2 separate regions of the Mus musculus genome follow, and region 2 is linked to region 1. A link is a loop called in an ENCODE intact Hi-C map of the cell type or tissue named here. Cell type or tissue: heart. All regions are shown on one strand. Links, peaks and the distances in the headings refer to the core of each region. The heading gives the core; the rest is flanking DNA.

Evidence for each region. Peaks named below come from ENCODE experiments on the same cell type or tissue, not always from the same donor. Only the 100,000 strongest peaks of a DNase experiment are listed, where the experiment ranks them.
Region 2: it touches region 1 in a loop (2.1-fold over the local background); 4 of 42 quality-filtered maps call a loop at or near these places.

Annotation. Positions count from the first base shown.
Region 1 is chr7:99,732,651-99,737,494 of GRCm38, forward strand. Olfr520 (olfactory receptor 520) reads left to right here and starts at 2,495. Exons shown (of 1, transcript NM_147063.2): 1 at 2,495-3,445. The coding sequence starts at 2,495. The coding sequence ends at 3,445. In heart, for the core only: no CTCF peak of the experiment used is centred there; a DNase peak (open chromatin) is centred at 2,171.
Region 2 is chr7:99,784,699-99,789,542 of GRCm38, forward strand. No RefSeq gene overlaps it. Among named protein-coding and RNA genes, the nearest start is that of Olfr521, 20 kb to the left of the region's middle. RefSeq lists an enhancer at 3,007-3,787. In heart, for the core only: no CTCF peak of the experiment used is centred there; no DNase peak of the experiment used is centred there.

The DNA.
Region 1 (4,844 bases), core at 488-4,487:
ATGAAGCCAAGGAGGGGAAGAGGATACGAGTGGATTTGATGGCTTTGAACTTCTGTCCTTCCAGACCCAATTTGATCCAAGTCCATGGCATTCAATAAACAGCAATTTCTTTGACCTTTCATGACATCGAGGGAAATGAGATTTACATGTCTTCCTCGGTAGATAATGAGGTAGTAGGCAGAGGCAGGCTGGGTCACTGTGTGAGCTAATTCTCTGCTGTTTGCTTTTCTGCTCTGTTGGTGGAGGTGAATCCAAGACATGCTTTCAAGAGTGCTCACATAGCAAAGGGTCAGAAAAACATGTCACCAGCCTTCACTGTTAATGGAGATGTGGGCATATCTTCACTTCACATTTAAGAGATTGACAGATATCCTCTGAATTACCAACAGAGTGGCACTGTCAGCCATGGAAATAGAAAAAGTAAGGGAAAGCCCTACCCTATCCCTTCTCTCACGACACCTGGGCTTCCACACTCCCCAAGGAAAGCAAGACAACAGACAGGGTTGGGGCGGGCAGGTCAGGCTCTGTCCTCACCCTGTGGTTGACTACTGGTGTTCATATGAAGTACACCTGTCTGTAGTCATCAAATTCGGATTCCAAATCTTGGAAACTTTAGTTCTGGGGTGTTTCCTAAGAAACACCAATTTTCTGTTGGAATTCTCTAGTCATTTCACAAACATTTTCCTCTATAAAATATGATCATTCATACTAATGTCCCTATCTACTCATTTAGGGATCTAGACTTTTAAATTAATGGACTTATTATTGCATTTTACTTCCTTTTGTTTTGCAATATTGGGAATTGAATCCAGAGCCTTGTACATGCTAAGTGAATGCTCTCCCATGGGGCTATACCCCAGCCTTACATCATTTGTATATCAGTATATTTCCCCCTTTGGCCATATTCTCCCAACTTTGCCTATCTAATAACTTTTATTGTGGGCTGAACATTAATAACTATAGATGCACTGGACACTTTTGGATAACGCTCATGTCTCACCAGACACACTTCCCACTTCTCTTAGGCAGGCAGAGTCCGGTGCTGAGCACTTCAGGCTAATTGGTATTGGAATTAGGTTTTTGGTTGCTTCAATCGCAGTAAGAGTCCAACCTTTCCTGGGTTCTGGTTCTCTACCACCTCAGTGCTGACAGACAGGGAGATTTGCTTCATTTTGGAGAGTATGGGAGAGGTCCTTAGCTGTCCCTCCCACCCACCTCCACATCCTTCTTTCCCACATAAACACAACGCAACTTCAAATTATTGGAAAATGAGAAGAGCAGTGTACATGCGAGGCAAGCCCTCTCTCACGGGCTTTTAAGTACTAGGGTTCCTGGGAGATCTTAGTGAAGCACAGCCCCCTAGGTCCTTAGCAGAGCCCCAGAATCCAGATGACTTATGGGAAAGACTAGTTGTACAATCAGAGTACTTTAACTGTCTAATCCACTTTGTAAGCCTCTTTTGATTGACAAAAGCTTGCTGCTTTCTCTCACATCCAAGTTCCCCTGCCTAGTTCAAGCCAGCCTGTGATGGTCGCCAAATCAAATAGATGACTCTGAGGCAAAAACAAAAACAAAACAAAAAGCCAGCGATTGTAGTTTCACTCTGGAAGGTCCCCCAGCCTGGGGAAGTCCAACTCCTTCCACCTTACTGCATCTGTGCTTCTTAGTTTGATTTTTAGAATGTGATGGTCCATGCCTGTAATCTCAACACTTGTTGAGCTGGGGCTGGAGGATCAGAAGTTCAAGATCAGCCTCAGCTACATGGTGAATGCAAAGGCAGGCTAGCCTACATCATCTCAACAAAATGATGATTTATGTCACGTATCCAGGTTTTCCTAGTTGTGACGGTGGGGTGCTGGGCTGCCACGGTCTACTATATCCTACTAAGGAGCAGAGGCTCAGTATACTCTGCCTGCATGCAGTCAAAAGAGTCCCAGGCCGAGGAGCACAAAGAAGGAGGCCCGATGAGTGTGTGAATTGCAACATGCTACCGAGAACCTAGGACAAAGCTGTCCCTGCAAAGCTGTGTGCTGGAACAGTGAATGTGTGCAAAGTAGGCCACAGGCTGAAGAACTTGATGTCAGAGACCCAACAAGCTGAGTCATGTAGTGTGGTGTCTGAGATAAGGTCTGGGGGGTAGAGGGGGGGGTTGTCTTTCCAAAGCACTTTGTGATAGTGATCCAATGACCAGCCACTTATCTCTGACCTTCCCACAGGAAAGCCTGGGATCTGGGCCTGCTTTCCTCACTTGGGTTGTCAGCTAACTTCAGTTTGGTAGACTGATGATTGGTACTTGGCAGATCTGGGGCTCAGAGGGTGGGACCCAATCCCACAGCCTACTGTCACTCCTCTGGAGTCAGTTATAAATAACTGTTTTCAGATTAATTAACAATAAATATTGTGAAATCATTATGACAGAGTTCTTTTTTTTTTTCTTTTCTGGATTTCAGATGTTCCAGCCACCCATGACCCAGACCTCAGGTTCTGTTCCACTATGGAGGCTACAACTTGCAATGGGTCAGTAGATGGCTCTACCGTCTTCTACCTGGTGGGCATTCCCTCCCTGCCAGAGCCCTTCTACCTCCCTGTCTTCTTTCTTTTCCTTCTGTTCTACCTGCTCATCCTGGTGGGGAACGCCCTGATCCTGGTGGCTGTGGTGGCCGAGCGCAGCCTCCACAAGCCCATGTACTTCTTCCTAATCAACCTCTCGGCTCTAGACATCCTCTTCACCACAACCACTGTCCCGAAGATGCTGTCCCTGCTCCTGCTGGGAGACCGCTTCCTCAGTTTCCCTGCCTGCTTATTGCAGATGTATCTGTTCCAAAGCTTTACCTGCTCAGAAGCCTTCATCCTGGTGGTCATGGCCTATGACCGCTATGTGGCTATCTGCCGCCCTCTGCACTACCCCGTCCACATGACCCCACAGACAAACACTGCACTGGCAGCCAGTGCCTGGATCACCGCCCTCCTCCTGCCTGTCCCAGCAGTGGTAAAGACCTCTCAGATGGTATATAATGACATTGCCTACATCTACCACTGCTTCTGTGACCACCTGGCTCTGGTCCAGTCCTCTTGTTCTGACACTACTCCCCAGACGCTCATGGGCTTCTGTATTGCCATGGTGGTGTCCTTCCTCCCCCTCCTCCTGGTGCTCCTCTCCTATGTGCGAATCCTGACGTCAGTGCTTCGGATCAACTCCAAGGAAGGGCGTTCCAAAGCCTTCTCCACCTGCAGTTCCCACCTCCTGGTGGTGGGCACCTACTACTCGTCCATTGCCATAGCCTATGTGGCTTACCGAGCTAACCTGCCCTTGGACTTCCACATCATGGGGAATGTGGTCTATTCAATTCTCACCCCAATCCTCAACCCTCTCATCTACACTTTGAGGAACAAAGATGTCAAAGTGGCCATTACCAAAATTGTTTATCTCAAAGGCATGATGTGAATGTTTGACCTCTCAATGCAGCTAACTCTGGCCCCAGGATTCCAACTAGCTATGTTTAGCTCAGAGAAAAAGACTCAGAGTGGTCCAGTGCTCGGAGTAGAATCCGGGTAATGACTGCAAAATGGCCAAATTAATGAATGTAATGTTGTATAATAATCTTCATAACTTGGTTCATGGCTTTTCCTCTGTGGAAAGAGATAATGTTAATCTTTATTTTTTATAAGAATCTAAGCTTGTCTAAAATTTTCACTACTGGATAATTCAAAAACATTTACTAAAGAAAAAAATTTGCAAGTCAAGAAAGAAAAAATCTGTATAAGAAATGTGTGTGTGTGTGTGTGTGTGTATGTGTGTATGTATTTTTGTGAGGTTTTATTGTTATTTCTGGGTTTTTTGTTTGTTTGTTTTTGAGACAGGGCTTCACTGTATAGCCCTGGGTGTCCTGGAACTCACTCTGTGGACCAGGGTGGCCTTGAACTCACAGAGATCCACCTGCCTCTGCCTCCTGAGTGTTGTGATTAAAAGCGTGCACCACCACACTGCAGCCAAGCAAAGTATATTTTAAAAATTGGAAACTAGAGAGATGGCCCAGTGTTTAAAGCACTTGCCAATCAGTCATGAGGGCCTGAGTTTGGATCCCCAGAATCCACCTAAGTCCAGATGTGTAGCCCTCATTTGTAGTCTCAGTGCTTCTACAGCAAGATGAGAAGTAGAGACAGCCGAATTCCTCAGGCCAGCTAGCCTAGAACACGCCACACACAGCAAACAAAAGCTCCCATGTCAAAGTGGAAGGTGAAGCCTGACATGGGACCATTGTCCTCTGCCTCCAAGGGCATGTCTGCAACCATACAGAGAAACGTGAAAATTCACATAGATCATGTACATGCAAAGATTTAAAAAATCTTGGCAAAAAGACATCCTATCAAAAAAACAATACCAAAGAATAGACATGTGAGTGGGGATGTAGCTCAGCGGAAGAGCAGAAATCACCCATTAAGCTTAGCTTCTGTCACACAATGGTTTCTCTAATCCACATCTCGAAACTCTTCAAAGTCCCCACACCAATCTATTCCAAAGGTTTAAAAACTACGTGGTCATATTTAGGTAGAGCAAAACCTCTACACTTGTATTAGTCACTTTTCTTATAACTGTGGTCAAAATTGCGGAGAGAACAGCACGAAAGCCAGGTTTCTCTTCCTCGTGATTTCTTTTTTTTTTTTTTTTTTTTTTTTTTTAAAGATTTATTTATTTATTATATGTAAGTACACTGTAGCTGTCTTCAGACACTCCAGAAGAGGGCTTCAGATCTCGTTATGGATGGTTGTGAGCCACCATGTGGTTGCTGGGATTTGAACTCCTGACCTTCGGAAGAGCAGTCGGGTGCTCTTACCCACTGAGC
Region 2 (4,844 bases), core at 383-4,382, 52 kb after region 1:
ACCTCTGACCTCCACATACAGCCACACATAAAGAATAAATTTGGATCCTTGTACATTACACACAAAATGTATATAGTATGCATAAAAGTATAATATAAATAGGTATAATATTTAAAATATAATATAGGTATTATATTTTAAATATTATACCTAATATTTAAATATTATTTTATAATATTATTTATAATATTTAAAATATAACATATACACCACATAGAAAAATAAAGCTCAAATAGATCGAAGATCCAATGTGTAAAGTAAAACCATTCAGCTCTTAGCTGGAAAACAAGTGCGTTCTGATAACCTAGGATCGTCTCTTAGATATGGAACTAAAATAACAAATGAAGGTAAATACAAAGGAAAACTTAATATTGTTAAGATGACAATACTGTCATCAGAATTTTACAATATTGTGCTTCAAAAGTCACTGTGTGGAAAGTGGAAGATGGAGCACTTAATGCTCCACCAGAGGACCAGTGTGGGGTCAGGCAGCTCACACGCAACTCCAGCCACAAGGACTTAACACATTCTGCTGACCTACATGGGCACTTGCACACATGTGCGTGCACGCACACACACACACACACACACACACACACACCGTAAATATAATTAGTTAATTAAAATGACAACACACAAAATGAAGGAAGTACTAAAACCGTGAGAACAATTCCCACAGTTAAGTAACAGAGACTGATCTAACAATGTCTAAATGGGTAAGGAACCTGATTGTGTATTTCTCCAGAGAAAATACACAACAGCCAATAAGCACTTGAAATGATGCTTGATATCATTAATCATTAGGAAAATGCACAGCAAGAATACGAGACACCACTTCACACTCACCAGAACCTCTGTAGTTAATGACAGAATGTGCTGGGAGACCAAGCAAGGAGGGCAGATACAAGTTCCCCACCAGTGTAGGCTACGTGATGATGAGTTCTAGGGAAGCCTGAACTACAGCCTATTTTGGTGAGGATGTAAAGAAATGGAACCCTCCTACATCACTGATGGGTACGTAGAAGGCACAGTCATAACCAGAAACCACATAATGCTTCCTTAGTAAGTTAAATCCAGCAATGCACCCTGGGTAAATTCCCAGAATAGTGACCACAGGTGCTCACTGTACACTGGGGCTGGGGAGACAGCGAAGGTTAGAAAGTGCTTGTCTCACAGCACAAGGGCCTGAGTTTGATTCTGAGGACCCACAGAAATATACCAGCTACAGTAGTTTATGCTCATTCCAGTGCTGGGGAGACCCAGGCAGGAGGATCCCTTGGGCTCGTTGTTCAGCCAGTACAGCTCCAAGCCAATGAGAAAGCTAGTCTCAAAGGAGGTGGATGGCATTCCTGAGTATGACATCAGAGGCCATCCTCTGCCCACTTCTCACACGCATACATGCTTGCACATGAACACACACACCAATAAAAATGTGTGCATCAAATGTTTATGAGAACACCATTCAAAATAGCCAAAAGAAACCACCAAAATGACAAATCACTAAATGATATAAAGATAAAAATGTGAAGTCTGTGCACCCTGGAATATCACTCCACTATGAGAAGGAATGGAATTCTTATATGTGACATCACGTGGAGAACCCTTGAATGGATTTGTGAAATAATCCAGATATGAAAGGACAAGCATTGCATAAATATATATAGGAAGCTTCTAAAACTGGCCAATTCATGAGACATAATATAGATTAGGAATTATCACAGGCATGAGAGGAGGAGAGATGACAGGGAGTTGTGATTTACTGGCTAATAATTTCTGTTTGTAGTCATGAGACTTCTGGAAATAGTGGTCATGGTTGCACCACATGTCAGTGTAGTTAATGCTGTAGAATCAAATACTTAAAATGATTAAATCTGGGGCTGGAGAGCTGGCTCGGTGGTCAAAAGTACTTCCTGTTCTCCCAGAAGTCTGTGGTTCAAATCTCAACACCCATGCTAGGCAGCTCACAGCCACCTGTAAGTGCCCCCTCCATGGGATCCAACGCCCCCTTCTGGCCTCTGAGAGCCCCCACATATTCAGACATACCTACACAGAGACACACACATACACATAAATAATAATAAAATCTTTTTTTAAATTATTAAAGTGGCTACTGTTGTATCTAGGTTTAAAAATGAACCATGTAAGCCATGATGGCGGTGCACGCCTGTAAGCCTGGTGCTTGGGAGGGCTGGGGAAGGAGGCAAGAGAGTTCAATACCACTCCTCCTCAGCCATCTAGTGATGTGAGGCCAGTGTGGGCTGTGTGAGATGCTACTTCAAAAACAGATTTTGACAATGTAATATACAAAAGGCCTGTCCTGAATTGTATACTTTAGATGAGTGAGTTGTGTGGTGGGTGATTATGTGTCAGTATAACTGCTTTAAAAAAAACGGAAGTGGAGTATTACATTTATTCAAATAAATGAACAGCATGAAAGAATCCAGATGCATTCTGGTAAGTGATTCAAGCAGGACACAAAAGACATGTCACATGGTGTCATTCACATGAGATACCCAGGGTTGATAAAATAAAGAGCCGGGCTAGTCACCATTGCCTGGAGCTGAGGGGAGGTGAGGGGGAGGGGGTGACTGTTAATGGATGCAGAAAGTCTCTGGTGGGGAACATAAAAAGGTTCTAAAAGTAATTCTGGGCCTGGAGAGATGGTTTGGCTGCTAAAGGCACAGCCTGCTCTTGCAGAGGATCCTAGGTGGGTTCCCAGCTCTCACACGGAGACTCAAAACCTCCTGAAAAATTCCAGGAGACCCATCCAGTGCCCTTTTGGACTCCACAGGCAACTCCATTCACACAGGCACACACACCTCACCCCAGCAAACGCATAGGCTAGCAACTAAAATATATATTAAAAATATAAAGGCTCATTTGACAATGGCTATACAATTCCATGAATATATTAAAAACTAAATTCATACTTCCAATGATGAATCAGGTGACTGTACATGAATTCTAGCTCAGTATAGCTGTTTATTAAGGTAAGGTTATGGGAAGGCCCAGCCTAGGGCTTAGTCCCTAGCTAGTGTTTGATACAATCCAGTTACCATGGAGATGAGGGTGATTCTAAGATGATGACATGTACTTCACACAGGGCAACTCTTAAAGCATGGAAAACATCCCAGGTGCTCTTGGCAGCCACGTGTTTGCTGGGGCTAGTGCGCCCATCTCCAGAGACCCAGGCTCACTGAGGACAGAAGGACCTGACTCCAGCATGGGCACCAATGTTTACCTCCCTGCTGTCTGGCTCCCAAGCTCCCTGCTGCTTTAATTGGCCCCTGAAAGGGAAAGATGTCTCATTGACAGGCCCTAATGAATCCCTAGGAATATGGGTCCTTGCATTCTCCACTCCCCAGTTGCTAGTTCCAGACAAGCAAAGAATTTTTCAGGCTCCCGGAGGAAAGCTAGGCCTTGAGAGACAGCCACATGTGTGGTCTGAGCTGACTGGTAATTAGACCCAAGAGAGCCTGCCTCATGATGGCAGACTCTATGCTTCGTGCATGGTGCACTAAGGAAGAGTGGCATAGAGTCACTTCCTCAGCTCCTGTGGGAGAGTTCTGGCCCACACCTTCCTTCTTGCCCAAAGGCATCTCTGTTCAATCCCTGCTCTTTGGCTTATGGCTCTGAGGCACAGACTGGGCCACTGCCCACTCCTTGAGATTCTGAGCTCACAAGGACCAACTCATATACCTCTTCTCACCCTTCAAGGCCCAAGACAGACACGTCTCTATGACATCCTAGCCAAGTGTGAAGCCATTGCACTGCCTGAGCACCTCTGCTTTACGGCTCCTGGCACTGCAGGCCTGGAACAGAGCTGGCCACACATGCTTCCTGCTTCCAGGTAGACCACAGAAGCACAGAAGCTGGACGTGAGGAGAGAAAGCCTCAGGCTCCATTTGGTCCTCGCTATCCTTCCTCCTCAGTCGTGACATGCTGCCAGAAGCTGTTCCTTTAAAACTGGTGCCTGAAGTCAAATACTAATAAAATGACAAAGCCAAACATCTGTTTTTCTTGACTCCAGGACTCCTCCGGGCCTTCACTGTGCTAACTGAAGCTGCCCATCTGTTAGAGGCGGGGGTGGGGGGTGGGGTCTTAAGAAGCTGGAGGGATGGCTCAGCAGTTAAGAGCATGTGTTGCTCTTCCAAATGACCTCAGTTTGACTCCCAGCACCCATGTGAGGCAATTCACAGCTACCTGTAACACCAGCTCCAGGGAATCCAAACCCCTTGCCTGCAGACATCTGAACTCAAGTGCACACCCATGCACACATGAACACACACACACACACACACACACACACACACACACACACACACACACCTAATGCAAAGCTTTTAAAGAGGAAGGTCCTTAACTATTAGCTACAGAATCTTTCCCCCCCTCTTAAAATCTTATGGGACCAGGATAACGTGAAATCACTGGAAAATTCTGACCTAGAGATGAATGGGGCAGGGGAACCAAACTGAACTCAAGGCCAGTAAAATAATTAAACGTTTAGATGAAACTATAAACACTATCAGAAAATGAAATAAAAGGAAAATGTCAGCAGTATCTTTGGACCTCCAAGCCTGGAACTGAGCCTGGCCCACGGTGATGTAAAGATTGGTGAAATGAATGGAGGGTTTCTGATATCACAACGCACATGCTAGGCTGGCTGTGCCTCCATCTTGACCGCACGAGGCCCACGTAGGAAGCTAACCCAAGGCAACTGATAACTCTATGGGCCACTTCATAGAGGTCAGTCAGTGAGGCCAACAGAAGGGAAGGAAAGACAACACAGCGTCAGATATACAAGACTTTACAAAACATGCCAAGAGGGATGGAGAGATGGCTCA